Regions from separate parts of the Homo sapiens genome. Here all the other regions are linked to region 1. The links are chromatin contacts, found by Hi-C or POLR2A ChIA-PET in ENCODE. All regions are on one chromosome and are shown on one strand. Each heading gives the region's core, a stretch centred on a gene start or an enhancer-like site at or near the end of the contact. The rest is flanking DNA. Distances are from core to core; before and after follow the strand shown. Region 1 holds the start of LINC02579 (long intergenic non-protein coding RNA 2579). Region 2 overlaps PELI1 (pellino E3 ubiquitin protein ligase 1). Region 3 overlaps SLC1A4 (solute carrier family 1 member 4).

What was found. A loop is a pair of places that touch in the nucleus more often than their neighbours do. ChIA-PET counts read pairs that join two places held with the same protein, here RNA polymerase II (POLR2A). Pooled maps may share reads with other maps.
Region 2: a map of naive thymus-derived CD4-positive, alpha-beta T cell shows a loop between it and region 1 (4-fold over the local background). The contact joins the enhancer-like site here to the promoter of LINC02579 in region 1. A Hi-C loop is called at or near these places in 1 of 168 maps with a recorded cell type or tissue (naive thymus-derived CD4-positive, alpha-beta T cell) and 3 of 50 pooled maps. POLR2A ChIA-PET finds 5 or more read pairs at or near these places in 3 of 52 experiments (H1, T-cell and activated T-cell).
Region 3: a pooled map shows a loop between it and region 1 (2.0-fold over the local background). The contact joins the enhancer-like site here to the promoter of LINC02579 in region 1. A Hi-C loop is called at or near these places in 1 of 168 maps with a recorded cell type or tissue (heart left ventricle) and 1 of 50 pooled maps. POLR2A ChIA-PET finds 5 or more read pairs at or near these places in 2 of 52 experiments (activated B cell and activated naive CD4-positive, alpha-beta T cell).

The regions. Positions count from the first base shown.
Region 1 is chr2:64,606,046-64,608,586 of GRCh38, reverse strand. It overlaps LINC02579 (long intergenic non-protein coding RNA 2579), which reads right to left and starts at 1,275. Exons shown (of 4, transcript NR_034023.1): 1 at 1,167-1,275. It overlaps LOC105374773 (a long non-coding RNA gene), which reads left to right and starts at 1,348. Exons shown (of 7, transcript XR_007086343.1): 1 at 1,348-1,559; 2 at 2,346-2,450. RefSeq lists enhancers at 39-538, 539-1,040, 1,758-1,807, 1,323-2,522.
Region 2 is chr2:64,112,968-64,115,508 of GRCh38, reverse strand. The region is part of intron 1 of PELI1 (pellino E3 ubiquitin protein ligase 1); the gene reads left to right. Among named protein-coding and RNA genes, the nearest start is that of PELI1, 30 kb to the left of the region's middle. RefSeq lists an enhancer at 1,306-1,385. Within about 2 kb of position 1,273, at least 5 of the 41 ENCODE cell types and tissues checked have a DNase peak (open chromatin) inside an H3K27ac peak, as active enhancers do.
Region 3 is chr2:65,016,225-65,018,765 of GRCh38, reverse strand. It overlaps SLC1A4 (solute carrier family 1 member 4), which reads right to left. Exons shown (of 8, transcript NM_003038.5): 5 at 2,093-2,326; 6 at 501-695; 7 at 87-221. Among named protein-coding and RNA genes, the nearest start is that of LINC02576, 13 kb to the left of the region's middle. RefSeq lists an enhancer at 1,661-1,740. Within about 2 kb of position 1,250, at least 8 of the 41 ENCODE cell types and tissues checked have a DNase peak (open chromatin) inside an H3K27ac peak, as active enhancers do.

The DNA of each region.
Region 1 (2,541 bases), core at 26-2,525:
CCCTTTTTTTCCTTTTTTTTAAGAAAGGAAGATCTCGCCCCTTGCCCAGGCTGGATTCGAACTCCGGGGCTTAAGCGATCCTTCCGCCTCAGCTTCTCCAGCAGCCAGGACTGCAGGTGCGCACCACCATGCCCGGCGTAGCCACCCGTGTTCTATCCCCAGCACAGCTCCTTAGATGGTGACTTTTAACAGCTCACTTCGCCTCCCTGTCCTCAGTTTCTCCTTCTGGAAAGGAACTGGATTGGATGGGGATGGTTTCTGAGGCTCCTTCCAGCTCAGTTGTCCACCTTAAAGGTGTAAGTGGCAGAGGGTGGAGCGGGTCTGGTTCAGGGAGGAGAGCTGGGAGTAAAGGCAGGCCAGGGGCTGCGAGGTGGGTGGAGGAAAGGAAGACAGGAGGGAGGAGAGCGGGGCATGGAGGATAGCTTTGCCAGCCTAGCCCACCAGTCCCGGCCTCTAAGAGCAGGCTGGCAGAGCCCCAAGAGCCTATACCACGGAAGGGCCCCATGGGAATCCCCTCACTCTCTGGGTGCCTGAGTTTGCAGATATCTGTTTGCCAAAGGATGAGGGAAGGAACAGGAAGGAACGTGCCGGCAGGACTGGAAAATCCAGCTGGGCAGGAGATAGCTGTGGCTGCACCTCGCACTGGAGGCTGAAGCTTTGCTTGGCTCTGCCCCTGTGTCACGTGTCAGGTGAGGCTGCTGGACCCCTGGAAGCCCCGCCAAGGGAAGTGACTACCACCAGGCCGCAAGCTCCTGTGCAGAAGTCTAGCAGCCTTTAGCTTTGGGGCCATACACATGTGCTTCCAAGACGGTAGGCAGATGACGTTCAATTTAAATCCACTTTCCTATACGTTTACTCAATGAGTTCAAAGATGCTTTTCATTTACAAGCTTGGCGGCAGCTTCCAACACATTAACCCAAAGGCCTTCATGTTCTCCCCAGCCAACCCCTTTGTCCCTCTGCAGAAAGGGAACCTCCTGCAAAATGTCCAGATGGTTCAGAGAAGTATATATGACAGGCTGGTTGCAAGTGGCAGGAACGCCCCTCTAAGTAGTTTAAAGACATATGTATGGGTGTGTGTGTGTGTGCACGCGTGTGCATGTATATAATTTATTTTTTGCTCAAATAATTTTGGTAAAGGTAATTAACTAAAGGTAAATAACTAACCTTTACCAAGAGCAGGGATGTGGCTGGGCCCAGAATGCAAGACTCTCCGATAGCAGCTCCCAAGCTTAACAAGTTAAAGACACACTGCAGCTTTTCTCCAAAATTCTAGTTAAAAGCTGAGGCCGTCACCAAACAATTGTTGCCAAGAGCTCAGGATGTTGTGGTTGGAGGGGCCTGCGCCAGAGGTCCACTTCTGAACCAATCAGCAGGGCCCGGGGGCTGGGCCATGTTCTGCTTACCTCACAGCTTCCACACCCACAGGGTTTTGGGAACCGGAGGCAGGCGGACAGCCCCAGGAGTCATAATGAGAAGAAATGCTACCTCGGTACAGTGGACGAACGTGCAAACCACACAGAAAGTTTGAAAAAGGTCTACTGGAGGCTCTGCTTTCTGGTAATGGCTCCAAAATACAAAGGGCCTCACACTCCGGCACTGACGAAGTCCATACGGCTCTTAGGCTGACACCCACCAGCCAGTCAATGGGAGAGCTGGGACCAGAGGGCTGACTTGACCTCTTCAGCAGGAGTGTCCAAGGCCTTTGTGGGCGGTGGTGCAGGTTGTGCGTGTGAATAATGAAGGCAATTCATTATTACTCAGAACACAACACCTTGGCGATCTTTAGAAACATGAGAAACAGAGCTTCCAAGGTACCTGCTCACACGCCTCTCTGGAGGTAATCGCTGTGCCGTGGCTCTTAATGAGCCACTCTCCACATGGCCTGAGGCCTGGCACCGTGGGAATTCCCTCTGTCCCTGAGTCATAGGCCTCTGCTACTGAACTGTAAATAGGGACCGGGTCAATGACAGCGGGACAGCTGGCCCAGGGAGCAGGGTTGGGGTGGGGACTGCTGGGAGGCTGCCCTGTTAATCTCTCTCTACCATACAAGGCACTCCTTGGGTGACCCCCGTGACTGTGATGCAGAACAGGGAAGGAGAGTGGGTGTTAACCTTGAGCCTAAGGCTCCTCCTCCACCTGTGGGACTGTAAGCCACCTCTCCTGGGCTGAGGGCTCTGGAAGGAGGCTTGGCTGCTCCTCAGCACTCGGGGAGCGGTTTTTCAGGCACACACACTTGAGCTCCATGACCTCCCAGATTCCCACCGCCCCTGCTTGACTCTTCCCCTGTCTCCCCTTCCTGAAATGACCCCCTCTGAATTCCTTTGACTGTTCTCTGGTTGTCAGTCTCACAGTGACAGGTGTGTAAAGCATGAGGTGACCTTGGGCAAGTTGTTCAACCTCAGTGTTATCACCTGTAGAACGGAGAAAACAAGACTACATACTTTGGAGGTAAGTGTAGGTTCCAATGAAATAACAGAGCTTGAGGGGTCCTATAGGCACATGGGCCTGGAGCCAGACCCCCTGGGTTCAGATCTGTCTT
Region 2 (2,541 bases), core at 24-2,523, 490 kb after region 1:
GAGTTCAGACTTTCCTACCCAATTCACAGGGCTATTATGGGGGTCAAATAAAATAATCTTACGTGAAAGCATTTGGCTAATTACCATTCTATGCAAGTTCAAGATAGACCTTACCCCAAGGTTGATTCAAATTGACACCCTCTGTTGACCTAAAAGAATTCTCCCATGCTTGCCAAAACCTGCTTTTAATTTTTCTAAATATGGGCCCCTTAGTCCAGAAGATACTTATCTAGCCTCCAAAGATTTGCCTTTCTCTAAACAGCAGGCTACCCAGCAGTAGCCTTATAGCTACTTCTGTGGCCACTCCAGCTCTAGTCGCTTTCCTTCAACCATTTGAGAGAGGTAGCCACAATATTAAAATATTTTAAATGTACAGAAACATTAATCATTAATTGCCATCAAGGCAAGATTCTCATTCTCACTCTCAGCCCCTATCAATTCTAGTAAAATACTGAAACTACACCCGCCTTCAACTACACGGCCTTTACTAACACAAGTCTTAGTATAAATAACCTTTTATTATCAGTATCAGTATAATGTTAGTAAGCAAACATTAAGTACCTTACTGTGTGCCAAGAAGTATGCCAAAAAAAGGGGAAATTTCCATCCTAAGAACAATGTATGTTGTCTTCAAGATTAGAGCAGTGGTTCTCACAAGGTAGGGGAGTGAGTAGTGGGGAGATAGGAAGTTGAGGCATTTTTAAAGTCACAACTAGAATGTTCTACTGGCATCTAGGTAGAACAGAAAGGCCAGAGATACTGCTGAACCCCCTACAATGCACAGGCCAGTGCCCCACAATGTCAAAATGTCAGTAATGCCCAAGTTGAGAAGCCCCAGTTAAAGGAACAAATACTGTCCCTAGGAAAGATGTTAACTCCTTTTCCATCAGGATGAAATAAGTTATCCCTGTAGGTGATATACTATCAGCATGCTATTTGGCTTCTCTAAGAGAGGAGGGTGGGAATTTACACAGGTGGTGTCCTGTATCTTGGGAAGGGGAACATAGACTTCACTTCCTCCACTGCTGTGTTGAGAAGCTAAAAGACACTAGCAGAAAGTAGTAACCTCCAACTACTACTGCACACCATTATTTCTCCTTTTATGTAAAAATGCTATGTGTTACTCCTGCTGGTTGCAAAAGAATGAAGAAGGTGATTAAATTTTCACTCTTATCAAGAAACTGCTATGAATTAAACTCCAGTCATCAGCTGAATTGGTTTCATAAAATGGTTCCACCGCAAACATACTAAAGCAGTTCTTTCTGTTTGAGTCATCCTTTTGAAATCAGCCACAAGGAAACTCTAGTATAGATGGAAATCTGTTTTATCTGAGATAATATATGCAGTCCACATTGTTTTTCATCATAAAAAAATGTTATAACATTTTCATGTTTTAAAACATTTTCCTTTTTTTCTCAGTACCCCATTATGCCTACCCACTTGCCCACTAAAATAGAAGTGCTCAGAAGATATGTAAACAATCTGCATAAGATTTGTTTTGTCCCTTGCTTAGTATTTGTTTTGCTTTTTTTTTTAGGGCAGGAATTTTGTACTTGTGTTTAGTAGGTAGTAAGCAAAAGGCTGTGTGTGATGTAAATAATGAAAGAAAACATTTGTTAGGTTGAGAGACAAAGATTGATTTCTCAGTTTTTCTTCTTTAGGTGAAACTGACAGATATTATACAAAGTCTTTCCTTTGGGAAGACTTGATATGAAAATAATTGTATTTCACTGGCCCTTAAAAAGGAAATGATTAGAATGTTTAACAGTCAAATTAATAATACTATTCCTAATAAATACATATTTTATGAGTAACTTTTCATGTTCTCCCAGCCCACAAAGAAAATAACACTATTCCAGAATATGTTTATTTTAAAATTTTTTTTTAACTCTGGAAGTTTAGTTCCTGCTAATGAGAGCAACATGCTTTCGAGTATCAAGCAAAGTTTCAAAGTAATAGATAAAATAGAAGACAGTTTTATTAGGAAGATTTTCTTTAGCATTTCTTCTAGTCTTGAGTAGAATTAATGGTGCTATTTCATGTTCTTGGTGCTAGATAACATTGGGATAGGGCTGAATACATGAGGTCAAACTAACTTAATTGAAGACCAACAAATGAAGCCAGTAATCGAGACATTCGGATGTTTTTTATGTACATACTCATTTAAAGTTCTCAAGTACATGACTTCAGGAATTTTTTTTTTTTTTTCTTTTTTTTTGAGACAGAGTTTCTCTCCGTCACCCAGGCTGGAGGATCACAGCTCACTGTAGCCTCAAACTCCTGGGCACAAGTGATCCTCCCACCTCAGCTTTCTGAGTAGCTGGGGCTATAGGTGCATGCCATGACATTTGGCTAATGTTTTCTGTTTTTACTTTTTTTTTTTTAAATCTTTTGTAGAGACGGGAGTCTTACTATGTTGCGCAGGCTGGTCTCAAACTCCTGGCCTCAAGTGATCCTCTCACCTTGGCCTCCCAAAGTGCTGGGATTACGGGCATGAGCCACCATGCCCAGCCTAGGAATTCATTTTGAAGAATTCTTTTA
Region 3 (2,541 bases), core at 1-2,500, 410 kb before region 1:
CTCTGCATGGCCCAGGCCCAGCAGTGCTAAGCTCCTAGGGAACTCAGTGCAGACTCTTTTTGGTGTTCTCAGGACTTGTTACTTACACAATCCAGTCCACAGCCAGGATCAGAGGCAGGTCATGAGTAGGCAGCCCAATGGCCTCCAGGATAATGGCAATGGTGAGGACCCCTCCAGCTGGCACGCCTGCTGCTCCAACACTGGACGCTGTGGCAGTCACTCTAAGGGATGGCAGAGCAGGGCCAGCCATTAACATAGAGCGTGGAGTGGACACAGAGAAATGCAGACCATGCAGCTGCAATGTGGCTGGAAACTAAAAACCGCCCCACCATAGGCTCTGCTGGCTACGCCCTTGAGAGTCAACACACGCTCTTCAAGTAATGAATCCCCACTGTCCTCATTTTATGAGCGAGACACCAAGTTGTGGTGAGATTGGTTTTTCAAAGGAAATCACAAGAAAAGCCTTCAGTTTTGAGCCAGGGAAAGAATGAGGAACTTACAGAATGGTGAAAATCTGTCCTGCGTTGAGCTCTACGTTGTTGAGTTGCGCAATGAACACCGCGGCCACACACTGGAAGATGGCTGCTCCGTCCATGTTCACGGTGGCCCCGATGGGGAGAATAAACCTGCTGATCCTCTTGTCCACACCATTGTTCTCTTCAATGCACTTCATCATAGAGGGAAGGGTCGCTGAGCTAGAAATGGGAAAAACAAACCGCCAGACATGACAACAGTCCGAGGCAGGCTAACATGTGTCTTGTCTCAGACCCCAGAACAGAGCAATTAGCACCATCTTCGTTTCTGGCTTTCTTCTCTTGAAATAAGGGAAAAAACAGAATCACTTTAAAACTTCTGTCACAACATGAGGCTTTGGCAACTCCCAAGATACTTAAAATATGACTGCCTTCATTTACCTATTCTGTCATTTACTTGGATTCACGTGTTCCAAGTTTCTTAAGAACTGCACATTGCCTCCCGGTGCAAAACGTTCCCGAGAGAACAAACAACTAGTTTCTCTACATGTGCATCTCCTCTCTTGAGTGTTCCCCTCCCAAAAGTAAATGGTAAACTATGATTTTTTTTTCTTTTAGGCCAAAACCCAGAAATGGCTCTGTGAGCTTGGAAGAATAACTAAGTAGATAACCATAAGAACAGTACCTGCTCCCTCTAGCTGGCTCTGCGGGCTCTGCAGAGGTTAGTTGGTGCAGCTGAGAAACAGGTTTTTGTCTAGGCCAGAGGAACTTCCTTCCCTAATTTTTTTTTTTTTTTTACTCCCACCTCTGTGTTATATAAATAGCCATCCAGATTGGGAGGAAGTGAGCAGTAGAGGCAAAACTAAATGTGTGAATGAAACGACGTGCTGCCGTCCTTTGAAAGTTTTAACATATTTGGAAAACCCAGTGTTTTTTTTTTTTTTTAAGGTTTTCCAGTGAATGACAGGATGCATCTCTTGTGCCAAATGAGACAATCCCACACTATTGTGGACTCCTAGAGGGCTAAGCATCCATCCCTCACCACGGTGCCTCAGACTCGTTTTCTAATTCACATATCCAGAAAGGGAGAATTGGGCAGGAACCATTCTAGAAACTTCCCTGCAATGCATTTTTGAGTTAGGTGGGCTGCCTTCTTTTACTCAGGGAAAGGTCTTCCTAATTAGGGTGAGGGACCCGCAGCTGGGCTAACTAATGATCTGCTGACCTCTAAGGAGCAAGAGGGAGAAGAGAATGAGGTAACTTCAGTAGAATAGTAAATGAAACAGAAACCCACCCCAGGGGAATACAGAAAAGCTTTGGGGCTGGTCATTTTAAGAAATCATGTGAGGCTTGGTGTGGCTGTGCATGCCTGTAATCACAGCTATTCGGAAGGCCGAGGTGGGAGGATCACTTGAGCCCAGGAGTTCGAGACCAGCCTGGGCAATCACGGGAAGATCCTGTCTCTTAAAGAAGAAAAAACAAAAAAATAACAGAAGACCGATTTAGAGTTTTCCAGGAATTAAAGTATGTCAAGACACTGGTTGTGCATCTACCACTGGGCTCACCTGGTTCCATGTTAACATGGCTCAGAGCAGTGAAGAGACCCAAAACCCACTCACCTGGAGCAGGTAGCAAATGCTGTCGCAAATGGGGCGAGGAGGCCCAGGAGGAATCTGAATGGGTTTTTTCGTGTGAAAACAAAATAAATAAGTGGCAGAACAATTCCTCCATGAATAACATGGCCCAATATAGATGCGAAGATGTATTTCCCCAGGCTGGTCACCAGCACGATGATGTCTTTCATTTCCACGATCTTGCTTCCAACAAGGAACATGATGCCCACAGGTACGTACCTAGGGCACAAGCACAGGGTACTCATCAGTGGGGGATAAAGCTGGGGTGAGAGATGCAGGTCCTTCCTGAGGCAGAATGCAGGGACTTTCAGCCAGGCCGTCTTCATCTCTCCCTAGGATAACCCCGAGGAACCGAAACAGTCAGGGTTATACCATCCCCATTTTACAGCCTGTGAGACTGGGTAAAATGAGGCTGACCACTCACCAAGGGTAAC